Linked DNA regions of Homo sapiens: region 2 is linked to region 1. Evidence: chromatin contacts called from ENCODE POLR2A ChIA-PET data. All regions are on one chromosome and are shown on one strand. The core of a region is the stretch at or near the end of the contact, and the rest is flanking DNA. Distances in the headings are between cores, read along the strand shown. Region 1 holds the start of ZNF718 (zinc finger protein 718). Region 2 holds the start of ZNF595 (zinc finger protein 595).

Region 1 (7,246 bases), core at 4,747-7,246:
GGATTACAGGCGTGAGCCACCGCGCCTAACCAAAAACAGGAATTTTTCCACCCAGAAAAACAGACAGGATCTGTGGGGAGGGCACACGTTATGGTTTCTCTTCAGACTGTCCATGTAATTCTACTGCAAGACTGGGCTAAGAGTCACTCAGCCAAGCATTGCCTCTAAGGTTCAAAATGCATATAAATTATTTGGTATTCAAAGCCTCACTGTAAGTAACAAAATTCTGCAGGTTTGAAAAGGGTCCATGAATTAGCTTCTTATTGCAAGTCTCCTGTTATTGCAAGTCTTCTTATTGCTGACACTCCTCCCCCTAGACCCATTATACCACTCAGCTAGAAAAAGCAGTCACAGCATGAGTCCCTCACTGCAACACCCTTATCACGACACAAATACTTTACATCCGAAGACAAGACCACCAATCATCATCTTGAAATACGGCATTCTCTGCAAGCCCTTTAATGTTTACAGAGGCGGAAGATGGTGGCAAGTCTGAGTAAGTCTGCATTTGAAAAACGTGTATATGCATCAATGCAATCTTTATAGAGCATGTACTATGTGCTCAGAAGTATGCCATAGAGCAGTGTGCTGGGAAGTTCACATTATGTGTGTTAATACTATAACATCCTGAAAAGTAGTCCCATGCTTCCCAGGATTTAAATGCAGGGCCCCAGCATTTCTATTTGTTCTTCTGTTTTCTTATCATTGTTTTTTTTTTTAAATGCGTAGAATAATAGCTCAATATAGAGAGACGGGACAGATACAGAAAGGAAGTGCTAAGTGCAATTCAGAGGAATTTTTTATTTTTGTGTTTGTAGTTATTATGAGACTTGTGAAAAAAACCACTGAAACTGCAGAGATGGGGAACAGGTTGCTGGATAGGATGTCTCTAGAAACACTGACTTTAATTTTATAAAAAAGAATTTAAGGCACAAAAGTATATTGCTTTTCCTCATTTATCTGCTTTTGGGTATCAGGAAATTGTGAGCACCAGCTCTGGAGAGGCAGTAGGGGTAGCCACCCCAAACTCTGATCTCCTCTAAGCAGTTCTGTGAGAGATTTCAGTGTGGGGTAAGACCTGGACAAGGTTCAGCAGAGGGTGGATCTGGGCAGAACTGGGACAGAAGGTGGGCCCTAGGCATCTGCTCTCTATGCCCGTAAGTATTTTCAGTTTTGTCTTTTCTAAGCCTGCCCAAGAGAAATTTGATTCCCAGAGTTTCTGTATCTTAATCTATTTTAGCTAATTCCCTATTTTATAACATTATAACACACAATAACAAGGAATTTAACCAAAACCCTTATGTTTTTCTAGACCAATTATATTAGAAGCTAATTATTTATTCTTAGCAAGGTAAAAACAACACAAATAATAACAACAATTTCTCTTCTGTCAATGAACAGCTGATCAGATGGTGGCATTAAAACTCACAAAACAATAAAAGGGAAGTAACACAAATTAAGCTTAAGTCTCCATACAGTTTCTGTCTTTGTACTGAACACACGATGCTGAATTCAATCATTTATTCATGTGCTCTAGACTGCAAGTTCCTTGATGGTAGGGACCATGACTGCTTTATGTCTTTTTCTAATGATCATATGAAATAGAAGCAATTAGCTTATTGATCAGTTTGAGTCTCCAGATTCCTCATTTTTCACCAAAGAACCAGAAAACTGGAGCAATTCTTATCTGGGTACAAACCAAGGAGATTCTTTCTGTGAGGGGAGGAACAAACCCTGCATGAGTCACTTATCTTCCTCTGAAATGGGAGCAGAATTAGACCTTGTCAGACTGACCCCAGTCTGCACATGACATCCTCAAATGTCTCATTACTCAAAGATGCTGAGTAATGATGCCCTCATAGTGATCCACGGAGGAGACACTCAGGCTGACTTTGTGTGGTGCAAACAGAAAATGGCGCTGTCCTGGTGGTCCTGCACATCTTGGCTCCAGATGTGATATCCCCTGTCCCTGATCAGCTAACTCTGAGGTAAGAAGAAGGACAAAAGTACTCTACTCCCATAACACAGTATAGAGGAGGAAGGTACACTTGTGATTATGGTTGTCATTAAGGCTCTGGATATTTTGTGGCCTTACCTCCCACTGCTAAGATGCTTGTTTACACTTAAAGATTCTGCCACAGGATTCTGTTCCCATCAGAAGCCTCTCACACAGCTGTAGCAGGTCACTGAACAAGATCTGGAAAACTCAAAGGGCCCCACTCTAAAAATGGGGCTTAAGATGTCTACATTGACCTCTCATGATGCAGAAAATGTCTTCTGTGAGTTTTTCGTATGTCTTCAACCCAAAGTCTGGTCCAGTGTTGGGAATCCCAGGCAGAGGCCAACTTTTGTATGCAGATTCTAGGTGGGATCAATGTGCCTCTACATTCTTAGGGGTTAGAGTAAGCAGAGTAAAACCAGAGGAGAGATCACCTCATGGAGGCTCCTTCAACACATTCTTAAGAATATTTTGACCTAAAAGGAAATACTGGGATAAACATAATATAAGTAGAGAGTTTTCTGGGGCCAAAGCTTGAAGACTGCAATCCTGGAGTATAAAGCTACCTGAATATACACTCCAATTACAAGTATATTTGTAAAGGCAAAAAGGAAGGCAGGATAGAAAGTTGTCAGGAATTCTTATTTACAGAAGTAACATTGGTTAGTGATTGGTTATATACATTGTTAAGCTATTGGGTGTGGATTATAGTGTCCAGTGTGGCATTATTAGGTTAATTTATAGCCACTTGTGCCAATAGCAAGCAATTTCAAAAGACAAATAGTTCAAAGACGGGAACAGTACATCACTGTGGTCTCATTTTAACCAGTCTCTGGGTCTGATCATTAAAAGAACATGTATTTCTCAAATAAAAGTTCTTTTCTTCTCTCAAATCCCAGAAAATAAATTCAGAATTTGGAACTGCACATTTAGGTCTTGGAGGGCTGGTGAGCTATGCACATTTGCGGGCATTTGGGCAAAGGGAGGAGGGAGAGAATTGAAGTTCTCAAGTTTAATCAATGCACATGTATGATCCTGGTTGGGTTTATGGGCCCCGTGATCTCTGAATCCGTGTCAGATCTGAAGATGACAGGAGCACTGAAGGAGGTGAAATAACTGATTGCTGTCCTGAAGTGATTTTTGTAGAAATCTAGTCTAACTGCTCTAGAAGGGACTGTAGATCCCAAATAGAGAGACTATTTTGTTTGCAGATTTGGGGAGCACCTTGCTGCACTTTGTCATACAATTGTGGGTTGTGGCTGGAATCCTGAGAAGAAAGGTTTTTCTCTCAAGTGAAGCCTGGTGGGCACTTTGTATATAACGTCCAGTACTTCTAAACAGTGCATGGAAAATATGACTAAAAGAAAAATTTTCAGCCAGGCACGGTGGCTCACGCCTATAATCCCAGCACTTTGGGAGGCCAAGGCCGGTGGATCATGAGGTCAGAAGATGGAGACCATCCTGGCCAACATGGCGAAACCCCGTCTCTACTAAAAATACAAAAAAATTAGCTGAGTGTGGTGGCGCGCCTGTAATCCCAACTACTCAGGAGGCTGAGCAGGTGAATCGCTTGAACCTGGGAGGTGGAGAATGCGGTGAGCCGAGATCGCACTACTGCACTCCAGCCTGGCGACACAGCGAAGACTCCGTCTTAAAAAAAAAAAAAAAGAGAAAAATTATCTCCAATCCTAAAAAAATTTTCCACCATAATAGAACAGCAAGAAAATGTTTTGTTATATAATTAAACCAAAATGTGATGTGCATCACAGGCAATCTACTAAGAGACTGCAAACACAGAAAAAAAGTCACCATTAGTTCTTAAGTAGAAGACTTGAAAGCACCATTTACACAGTTTATTATTTCACCTAGTAATTTGGGAGGTAATCTGGGTTTTCTAATTGGTAATATTCAAAAGAAAAATAAACTTCCCACATCTTCATGACAGGACGTAGACCCACAATGTGGAGCCAGGTACCTGCTGAAGGCAGCCTCCCACCCTCCTACAGAAACTGTGGGATATATTCTTGCTATTCACATTTCAAAGCAATAGTTCCCAAGTCCTAGATAAAGACAAGTCTGAGTCAAAAAAGACAAATGACCTATTTAACTGATAAAAATGATTTACATATATTTCAAAAACTGGTGAAAATAATTATAAAAATTTTCCACCTAAATGCTTTAAGAAAAGGGAGAAGAGCAAAAATTCTTCCCTCACTCTAAAGAGAAATCATTAAGCCTCTTCTAATTTGTATTTGCTCCTACAACAGCCAGGTCTAAGGCATGGTCTTGAATTCCCTAACGTCTGAATTCTTGTAGGCACGTAAGGGATGAACTTGGGCACACTGTATGCACAGAAAAGAGGATTTGTGGGGAAGGAAAAAGCACAAGACAGCAAGGAGCTATCAAGAGCCATGGGGTGGGGGCAGGGCACAACTGATGAAAGGACTGGTTTGTGCTACAGGTACAGGCCCAGGCAGGGCTACGCACTGACTGATTCCTGAGTCCATAAAGGCATAGGAGATTAAGATCAGATGGTCCAGAAGCCTGGGTTGGAGAAGGAAACGGGCTCCTGCTAAACAGATCTGGGGTTGAGATGAGCCAGGAGTCTTCTGGGCACTGCGTGTGCTTTTGGCAGAAAACTGTAGGAGCAAAACTGCCATGGGCACAATTCCTGAGGGTAGAACCCTGTCTTAGGCCAGGTGTGGCCGTGCGAATGCCCAGTGGGCGTGCTCAGGAGTGGGTTAGCATTGGGTGGGGGCTGGCAGCAGGATGCGGGGAAGGGATGTTTCTTAGAACTGCTTTCCTCTAAGTTCCCAGTCCCCTTTCTCCCCGGGAGGAGGCCTGGAGGAAGAGGACAGTGCCCAGCGGGACAGCGCCTGTGCAGAACCCGGCCGCGCCTCCTGCGGACACCAGGTGACTTCCTCCAACCCAGACTCGGCCATGTCTTTCTTCTGACAGAAAACTTGCGGAGTTTCCTCAACACCAGTCAATGCTCCAACCCCAACGGGGTGTCCAGCAACTCACTAACGACACCACCCAGAGTCAGCGCTGACCCCACAAGCTCAGCACTCTTCCCGCAGCTGCTCTCCTGCAGACGCCAGTCCCTGCCTCTGGACACCCGTCTTCATTTCTGAACCCCTGCCTACAAACCAGGGACGCCCACACCCTCCTCAAGTTCAATAATGTGGCAGAACTACTCACAGAACTAAGAGAAGCGCTGTGCGCACCGACACCAGCGTATTCTAAAAGATGCGAACAGACACCAGCGTATTCAGGAACAGCCACGCGGAGGAGGCGCACAGGGCAAGGGGACTGGCGGCAAAGTTGGCGCAGGCAGGTGATTTGCTTCGCTTCCTCACACACCTCACAAAAGCCTTTCCTTCAAGACCCGCTGGCAGTCCCCAAACCACGAGCCACGGCAGAGCTTTCCCATTAATAAGTCCTGTTTGCTCACATGAACTCCATGTTTTGATGGGGCCTCAATCTCATTCTGAACAGGGTAAAGTAGGGACGGGATTCCGGACCACAGCTCCTCCCACGCCGGCACCGCGCAGGCCGCCGCGGTGTCTTCCGGATGAGCTCCTACTCACTCCACAGCCCGGGGAAAGTGCAGGGCTACCGGCGCAGAGCTGCACAAGGAGGGCTGCAGGCTGGGCCAGAGCCGCTGTACGGGGACTGACAAGAGCGCGGGTCCCTCACCGGAGGGGACTGAGGACAGAGGGCTGAGCGGGAACTCCATTCACAGACTCCTCCCACCGCCGCCATTTCCCGCCGGTTCCGATGAGGCCTCCACAGCCTTGGGACGCCCTGCCCTGCACACTCACCATTTCCCGACTTCAGGAGTGTCCCAGAGTCTTAGATACGAATCATCCAATACCGGCAGGTCACAGAGCCACAGAGGCTGAGGCTGTGGCAGAATCACCGAGGCTTCCCTAAGGAGCGGGAGCAGAGCGATGAGGCCCTAACCGAGCTCTGGCTGGAGCTACAAGCAAAAGCCGCGCCAGATCCCGGATGCCGCACCCTCCTCTCTGCTGCGCGCCTCATTCGGCAGTTGTCAATCCAGCGCTCTAATTGGATAGAGCTGTAAGTCTCCCGCCTCAGGCCTTGAGTGACAGAAGTTGCAACCATACACAGCACTGAATGAGGCGAGAGTGACAGGCTCTGGCCTCCTGGTACTTTGAGGCAGGTTTTTTGTGTTTGTTTTTTGAGTCTGGCTCTTCTCGCCCAGGCTGGAGTGCAGTGGCGCGAACTCGGCTCTCTGCAACCTCTGCCTCCCGGGTTTAAGCGATTCTCCTCAGCCTCCCAAGTAGCTGGGATTACAGGTGCCCACCACCACACCCGGCCAATTTCTGTATTTTTAGCAGAGACAGGGTTTCACCATGTTGGCCAGGCTGGTCTTGAACTCCTGACCTCAGGGTATCTGTTCGCCTATGTCTCCCAAAATGCTGGGATTAAAGGCGTGAGCCACCACGCCCGGCCCAGGCTGGGGTGTTATCTCTGTGCTTGGCTTGGTACAGCCCAGTGGTCATTTTTTTAACCTTGTGGTATGTAAGGTTAGGTCCATTTATAATATAAATTATACACACACGCATGCATGCACGCACATGCACACACACGTACACATGCACGCGTGCATACACAAACTTGTTCACAAACGGAAACAATATAATGACAATTATTTTAATGTTTTATAACCTTTCTGGCCTCTGGTCTTTTGAGTAGGACACATGAGATTTTAAGAAGGAAGTAATCCTCTAAAAAATAAAATGTTAGCTATTAGTGAATTTTCAATTTTTTATTAGCCACATCGAAAATAATAAAAACAAGTGAGATTGTTTGTGATAATTTTAGCCTACTATATCCAAAATATTATTGTTTTAATATGTGATCAATATATAATTGAGAGGTGAAGCCAGCTGGACTTCCTGGGTAAACTGGGGACTTGGAGAACTTTCCTGTCTTACAAGAGGATTGTAAAATGTACCAATCAGCACTCTGTAAAAACGCACCAATCAGTGCTCTGTAGCTAGCAAGGGGATTGTAAAATGCACCAATCAGCACTCTGTAAAATGCACCAATCAGCAGGATCCTAAAAGTAGCCAATTGCAGGGAGGATTGAAAAAAGGGCACTGTGATAGGACAAAAACGGAACACGGGAGGGCACAATTAAGGGGAAATGGGAGGTGGAATAAAAGCTGACCACCCCAGCCAGCAGTGGCAACCAACTGGGGTCCCCTTCGATGCTGT
Region 2 (7,665 bases), core at 638-3,137, 71 kb after region 1:
TATCAACAGCCATGGGTGGGAGGCCGGGCGCGGTGGCTCACGCCTGTAATCCCAGCACTTTGGCAGGCCGAGGCGGGAGGGCTCAAGGTCAGGAGATCCAGACCATCCTGGCTAACACGGTGAAACCCCGTCTCTACTAAAAATACAAAAAAAAAAAAATTAGCCAGGCATGGTGGCGGGCGCCTGTAATCCCAGCTACTCGGGAGACTGAGTTAGGAGAATGGCGTGAACCTGGGAGGCGGAGCTTGCAGTAAGCCGAGATCACGCCACTGCACTCCAGCCTGGGCAACAGAGCAAGACGCCATCTCAAAAAAAAAAAGCCATGAGTGGGAGCAGGGCAGGACTGACTAAAGCACTGGTTTGTGCCACAGGTACAGGCCGAGGCAGGGCTACGCTCTGATTCCATGTCTACAAAGACAGAAGGGATTAGGATCAGGTGGTCCGGAAGCCTGGGTGGGTGAAGGAAGCAGGTTCCTGCTGTAGATCCGGTCTGCGGTTGAGATGAGCCAGGAGACTTCTGGGCACTGCGTGTGTTTTTGGCAGAAAACGCTAGGCGCAAAGCTGCCATGGGCACAATTCCTGAGGTGGAATCCTGTACTGGGAAGAGTGGGGCAATGCGAATGCCCGGTGGGCGTGCTCAGGAGTGGACTAGCATTGGGTGGGGGCTGGCAGCAGGGTGCAGGGAAGGGATGTTTCTCAGAACTCCTTTCCTCTTTGTTCTGGGTCCCCTCTCTCCCCGGAAGGAGACCTGGAGGAAAAGGACAGTGCCCAGCGGGACAGCACATATGCAGAACCCGGCCGCGCCTCCCGCAGACACCAGGCATCTTTCTCCAGCCCAGGCTCAGCCATGTCTTTCTTCTGACAGAAAACGTGCGGAGTTTCCTCAACACCAGTCAATGCTCCAACCCCAACGCGGTGTCCAGCAACTCACTAACGACACCACCCAGAGTCAGCGCAGACCCCACAAGCTCAGCGCTCTTCCCACAACTGCTCCCGCTGCAGACGCCAGTCCCTGCCTCTGGACACCCGTCTTCATTTCTGAACGCCTGTCTACAAACCAGGGGCGCCCACACCCTCAAGTTCAGCAATGTGGCAGAACTACTCACAGAACTGAGAAGCGCCGTGCGCACCGACACCAGCGTATTCTAAAAGATGTTACTCAGGAACAGCCACGCGGAGGAGGTGCACAGGGCAAAGGGACTGGTGGAATAGTTGGAGCGGGCGGGTGATTTGCTTCGCTTGCTCACACACCTCACAAAAGCCTTTCCTTCAAGACCCGCTGGCAGTCCCCAAACCAGGAGCCGCGGCCGACGCTGTCCCATTAATGAGACCCCGTTTGCTCACATGAACTTTGTTTCGATGGGGCCTCGATCTCATTCCGAACAGGGTAAAGTAGGGACCGGACCCCCGGACCACAGCTCCTCCCAGGCGGGCACCTCGCACGCGGGCGCCGGCGTCTTCCAGATGAGCTCCTCCTCACCCCGCGGCCCAGGGAAGGTGCGGGGCTGCGGGCGCAGAACTGCACAAGGAGGGCCGCAGGCTGGGCCAGAGCCGCCGTGCGGGGACCGACAGGAGCCCGGTCCGTCACCGGAGGGGACTGAGGGCTGAGAGGCGGCAGCGGGGACTCCGTTCGCAGACTCGGTCCCGCCGCCGCCATTTCCCGCCGGTTCCGATGAGGCCTCCCCAGCCTCCGGACGCCCTGCCCCGCACACTCACCATTTCCCGACTTCAGGGTATCCGGGAGTCTTAGCTACAAATTGTCCAATACCCTCAGGTCACAGAGCAACGGGAGGCAGAGGCTGTGGCTGAATCACCGAGGCCTCCCGGAGCCGAGAACGCAGAGAGCTGAAGCCCTAAACCAAGCCCTCGCAGGAGCCAGAGGAAAACGCCGCGCCAGATCCCGGAAGCCAACCCCTCCTCTCTGGCTGCGGGCCTGATTGGGCAGTTCTCATTCCGACACTCTGATTGGATATTACTCCAATCCCCGCCCTCGGGCCTTGAGTAACAGAATTTGCAACCATACACTCCACTGATGTGGCAAGAGTGACAGGCTGGGGCCTCCAGGCCCTTTCAGGCGGGGCTTTCTCTCCCGGCTTGGCCTGACGCAGCCCAGGGGTGTTTTTTTTAACCTTGTTGTGTGTAAGGTTATGTCCACTTGTAAAATACACTTACACACAGACGTGCACACACGCGCGCACACACACGCGCGCACACACACGCATGCACACATGCATGCACACACACTTTTTCACAAACGGAAGTGATATAATGACAATTATTTTAATATTTTAGATTTCATAACCCTTCTGGCCGCTAGTCTTTTGAGTAGGACACCTGAGATTTTAAGAGGGAAGCAATCCTTTAAAAAATAAAATATTAATTTGTGAATTTTGCGTTTTTATTAGCCACGTCAAAAATAATATTTAAAGAGTGAAGTTGTTTGTAATAATTTTTAACTCATTGTATCAAAATATTGTTTTAATATGTGATTGATATATAATTAGAAATAAAGTATATTTCTGATCTAATTCTTCTAAACTCACTGTGTATTTTATGTATTTCTGATCTAATTCTTCTAAACTCACTGTGTATTTTATGTTTGCAGCACATTTTACTTCAAACCAGTCACATTCCAGGTACCCAGTAGCTACATATGGCAGGTGGCTGCCACATTGAGCGCAGCCATGAGGGCTCTCTTCCCTTAGGGAAGTGAGGGCCTGAACACCTCTTTTCTGCTGGAAGTAAGGGACCAGCCTCTCTACCAACTTTTCTCCTCAGGCTCAAGGGTGGGTGGGACAGTGCCCCTAGAGAGAGCAGGGGCTGCAAGCTGAGAGTATCCACGTGAAGACCACGGTTTCCCAGTTGCTGTTTGGTGGAGGTGTGGTGGTCTCCTCGGTTCAGCCAGGTCGGGACTCTTGTGCCACGACCAAAAAGAATGAAGCACACGGATACCAGAGAGTGAGCAAGGCAGAGTAGGATTTATTAAGCAAAAGGAAAGCTCTCAGAAGCAAGAGGGGACCTGAAAGCAGGTTGCCAGAAATGAGGCTGAGGTCTGGGTCTTTTATGTGGCAAGAACAAGTATGTCTTCTGTGGGTTCTGCCCAAATGGGAGGGGTAAAGTTCCTCACTAAGGGTGTTGCATCTGCGCATGCCTGGGATTGGCCACAGTGACTCCATTTTGGTTATTACCCATGAGTGCCTAAGCGAAACTTACACGAGGAGAGCCAAAACCACAATGCTAATGTCATGTTAATGACCTTATAATGAGCTGGGTCAAGTTAAGGACATTTGGGTTGATTTATTGCGCCTGTGCTAAGTTGGGACAGTCCCTTTGGAGCAACATCCTGGCATAAGAGGAAGTTCTTAACCACATTTCTTCCTGCTAGCTACAGAGGTGGTGCAGGTGCGGTCCCACACGTGTTTTTCCTCTCCCCAGGCCCTCTCTCTATCTGCCTAACCAGCGTCCGACTGCCTCCTCTATCAAAGGTTCCTCTTCCTTTCAAATATCAGACAGCAAACAAAGAATGTTGGGGCCACACAAGCAGAGAACACCATGTCTTCAGATCTCTTCACAGCCTTGTCCTCCAGAGTTTAGAAGTGGAGGGAAAAGATTAAAGGCAATCTTCTTGTTTTGCTATTTGTCCTTGGACCTAATCTGGACCTAATTTGGACACACAGGCTGTAACTATGTGTTTTTCTCCTTTGGTGTGGGGCACTGTGAGTTTAAGCACCAATCACATGCATCCACATCTAACTGCACTTCTGTTCCCAGAACGAAGGCCGTGAGTGTGAGTTGTCCAGGTCCTTGGCAACAAAGAATTGAACAAAATGCACAAAGTAACAAAGGAACAAAACAGAGGGAGGAAGCATCAAAAGCGGAAATTTATTAAGGTAAGAAATAGGGTGGGTATGGGCTTGAGCAAGTGGCTCAAGGACCCAGTTACGAAGTTTTCTGGGTTTTTAGTACTCCTTTTGAGGTCCCTATCAGCTACCACTGATATGGATTAAGGATTTGGTCTGTGGCTAATTAAAGGCTTAGGAGAATTGGCACGCTATGCGGATGAAGGAATGCAGGTGCTTGGCCTGCAGCCACTCCAAGGCACTTTCCCTTTCTACCTGAGAAGTGGTAGAAAGGGGAGGGTTGTAGGGACAGTAGCCTTTGATCCTTTGCTATTCAGGTGTGGGGAGATGGGACTTTTTCTTTTGGTTTAGCTGTTGGAAGTTTGCCTTAATTGGCCTTAGGTTTCCTGCCTCCAGACCTTGGTGTTTTTTCTTTTAGGAAGTCAGCACAAATTGGCCTTAAGTTCTCTGCCTCCATACCCCATTCTCCTGCCTCCCTTCTGTACAAACCATTTGTTATACATAGTTCATCTTAAACTCACCTGGTAATTGGGGAGGCCTTCTGTGTATGCTGGTTGGTTATATGCAAAGAAAAAATAAACTTCCAACATCATGATAGGAGGCAGTTTTGCAACTTAGAGCCAGGTGCCTGTTGCAGGTAAGCCTACCTTACCTTCAGCTGTAAGTGGCTCTAAGTGGCTCTAAGTCACCCTCCATCTCGTACAGAAAGAGTGAGATAGGGTACTATCATCTTGGCTATTTATATTTCTTTTTTTTTCTTTTTTTGAGACAGAGTCTTGCTCTGTCGCCCAGGCTGGAGTGCAGTGGTGCGATCTTGGCTTACTGCAAGCTCTGCCTCCCGGGTTCACGCCATTCTCCTGACTCAGCCTCCCCAGTAGCTGGGACTACAGGTGCCCGCCACCACACCTGGCTAATTTTTTTGTATTTTTAGTAGAGACGGGATTTCACTGTGTTAGCCAGGATGGTCTCGATCTCCTGACCTTGTGATCTGCCCGCCTTGGCCTCCCAAAGTGCTGGGATTACAGGCATGAGCCACCGCGCCCGGCCGGCTATTTATATTTCAAAGCAATGGATCCCTACTCACTAAGCCCTGGGCTGCAGCAATTCTGCTTGCCCTCTCCTGGTGGCCTGTGTCCTCTCCCAAACCCTGCCATCTACCACTGAGGCACAGCCCACAGCTGGCAGCTCACATTTTACATTAGAGAGTGGGGTCCCCACATTTTACATTACAGAGCGGGGTCCCTGAGCTGCAGGAGGAGAGCCTGCAGGGCTCTTGGGTAGAATTGCACTTTTGCAATAAGGGAAACGGGAGCAATGTTTCAGCCTCAGTTTCTATTTATAATACTGACACAAAAAGAATATTGCTGGATACATAGCATGGATCTAGATAGAGCAGCTCCAGGAGTTCTCACGGTGACAGCCCCCCTCACTCACAGACACCATGTGATATTAATAGGGCTTAGACACAAAGCACTGAATTCCCAAAGCATTGAAGAGAAAGACAGCTCTCAGTCTGAGTAAAACCGTATTGAGAGAAGAAAAGAGGTTGAAAGAATCTTAAAGACAAATTCAGATTACATGTAACATTGGTCAAATTGACCAGAAAATATTCTTCCAAAGAAGTTCTTCTCTAAACACCAAAAGTGCACAGCTACTCTCAGCATGAGAAATACAAGTATTATGAGAAAGAGGGCTTATTCTGAGCAGAATTTCCATCTCTGCTGCTCTCCCATCTGCCGGCCGTTGGATTGGGAATCTATACTGGAACACACCTGACAACCTCCACCAGCACTTTTTGATGAAGAATTGGAATTCACTCTATTCACATAGTAGAATTATATCAGAGATTGCAAGATAGCTAACTGAAGAGCTACTATGATTCTTGGGTGGCCACATCACCTGCATTTATTTGTCCGGGAATAGTGGCATTCCTAATTTAGTAAAATAAAAGAATAGACTGTAAAATTATGCTGACCTATAATTATACCTATAGGATCAATTAATAAACATGTCAGGTTAATATCTACTGTAGCAATGTGGTAGTAAATTTTCTTTGGGTATTAAATATAAATGTGTACATATAAATAATTTTGGTATATTAGTCATAATGTATATATTTTAAAAATTATCTGTAAGCTTAATTACAATATTTTATAATACTTTATATTTCAAACAAATTAATGCTTATATTAAAGTTATATAAACTTAATTCAAACAAATTAATACTTATAATAAAGTTATATAAACTTAAAGTTATAATACTTTATATTTCAAACAAATTATACTTATATTAAAGTTATATAAACTTAATTCAAACAAATTAATACTTATAATAAAGTTATATAAACTTAAAGTTATAATACTTTATATTTCAAACAAATTAATAACATTAATATTAAAATTACTATTTAAGAAGTTTATTCAAAATAAATATTGTGGCCTTATATTCACACAATTGTAGAAAATACTGTTTAATTTACATGGATGCATGTTGTCTACTAAAGACTAAACAAAACTATGCTAATTTTTCTGAAGTAATAAGTAGAAACCAAAGCACAGCTAAAAATTCCATTGCTCAGTTTATACACTAACAGTTCTAGCTTTTGCAGTGTTAAATACTTTAGGCTCCAGATATTATCACCTTTGATATAATCGCCTTGGATGATTAGTTTTCTGTTGGAGAAACTTAGTATCTTTTACTCTTCATTACTCTGTATTGCTGAATTGAATCCTATCCTTTGTGCTCAACTTTTGTGTGATCTTAAAGTGAGCTTTATCATTCTAAACAAATCTGTGTCTACTTTAAAAGACTGAAAATGGAAAAAAAAAAACTTTGCCAAATCAAAAGCAAAAACAAAGTGGTGGTTCTCAGGTCCTAGATAAAGAGAATCCTGAGTCAAAAAAAAGAAAAAAAGGTAAGTTTTATTTAGCTGTTAAAATAATTTAAATATATGTGTGTATTTCAAAAAAGCAAACAAAAATGTACGTGTAGGCTAAATGCTTTTTAAAGAAAAGCAACAGCTGGATTAAGGACATGATCTTGAACTTCCAGACATCTGAATTTCAGTACACACTGGATTTAGGTATCTAATGGGTGGTCCTGGACACACTGTGTACACGTAAAAGAGAAACTGTGGGGAAAAATGTAGAAAACAGAAAGGAGCCACCAAAAATCCATGAGTGGAGGACAGTAAAAGGTAGGTGGACAGACTGGTTTGTGTTAAAGATAATGGTCTAGAAGGGGCTATACTCAGAATTATTCCTGTGTCCGTGCAGGCAGTTGAGATTATTAACAGGTGGTGGAGAGAACAGGTTGCTGTTGCAGATTCAGTGTCTGAGGGTAGAATTATACTAGGAGACCTATAGGCACTTGTGTAGGTTTTTGGCAAGAAACTAGAAGAGAAGGCACTGTGATGGGATTCCTAAGGGTGGTACTTACTCCTGGGAGGGGCATGGCCACATTAATACCTCCTAGGAGTATGTTTATAAGTGAGTGAAAAGTATGTGATGGTAGCTGTAGGCTAAGGGGGTCTGTTCTGAAGTTTTTAGTCCCCTCTTACCTGGGGAAAAGAACTGAAATCACAGGAGAATGTGCAGTGTGACAGCCTATATACAGGAGAAGAGAGCCTTTCTTCTCCAGACACCCAGTCTTTCTCTAGCTCAGGCCCCTGTCGTCGTCGTCGTCGTCTTCTTCTTCTTCTTCTTCCTCTTGTTCTTCTTCCTCTTCCTCTTCCTTCTTCTTTCTTCTTCTTCTTTTCTTTCTTCTTCTTCTTCTTGTTCTTGTTCTTCTTGTTCTTGTTCTTCT

What was found. ChIA-PET counts read pairs that join two places held with the same protein, here RNA polymerase II (POLR2A).
Region 2: POLR2A ChIA-PET joins it to region 1 with 86 read pairs in CD4-positive, alpha-beta T cell. The contact joins the promoter of ZNF595 here to the promoter of ZNF718 in region 1. POLR2A ChIA-PET finds 5 or more read pairs at or near these places in 22 of 52 experiments (A673, AG04450, CD4-positive, alpha-beta T cell and 15 more).

What each region holds. Positions count from the first base shown.
Region 1 is chr4:123,251-130,496 of GRCh38, reverse strand. It overlaps ZNF718 (zinc finger protein 718), which reads right to left and starts at 5,996. Exons shown (of 4, transcript NM_001039127.6): 1 at 5,824-5,996. The coding sequence starts at 5,826. LOC124900641 reads left to right here and starts at 4,906. Exons shown (of 1, transcript XM_047416469.1): 1 at 4,906-7,246. The coding sequence starts at 5,249. The coding sequence ends at 5,725. RefSeq lists enhancers at 4,762-4,821, 5,082-5,281, 5,572-6,011.
Region 2 is chr4:47,543-55,207 of GRCh38, reverse strand. ZNF595 (zinc finger protein 595) reads right to left here and starts at 1,887. Exons shown (of 4, transcript NM_182524.4): 1 at 1,717-1,887. The coding sequence starts at 1,719. It also overlaps the pseudogene LOC105374377. RefSeq lists enhancers at 144-1,084, 1,085-2,026.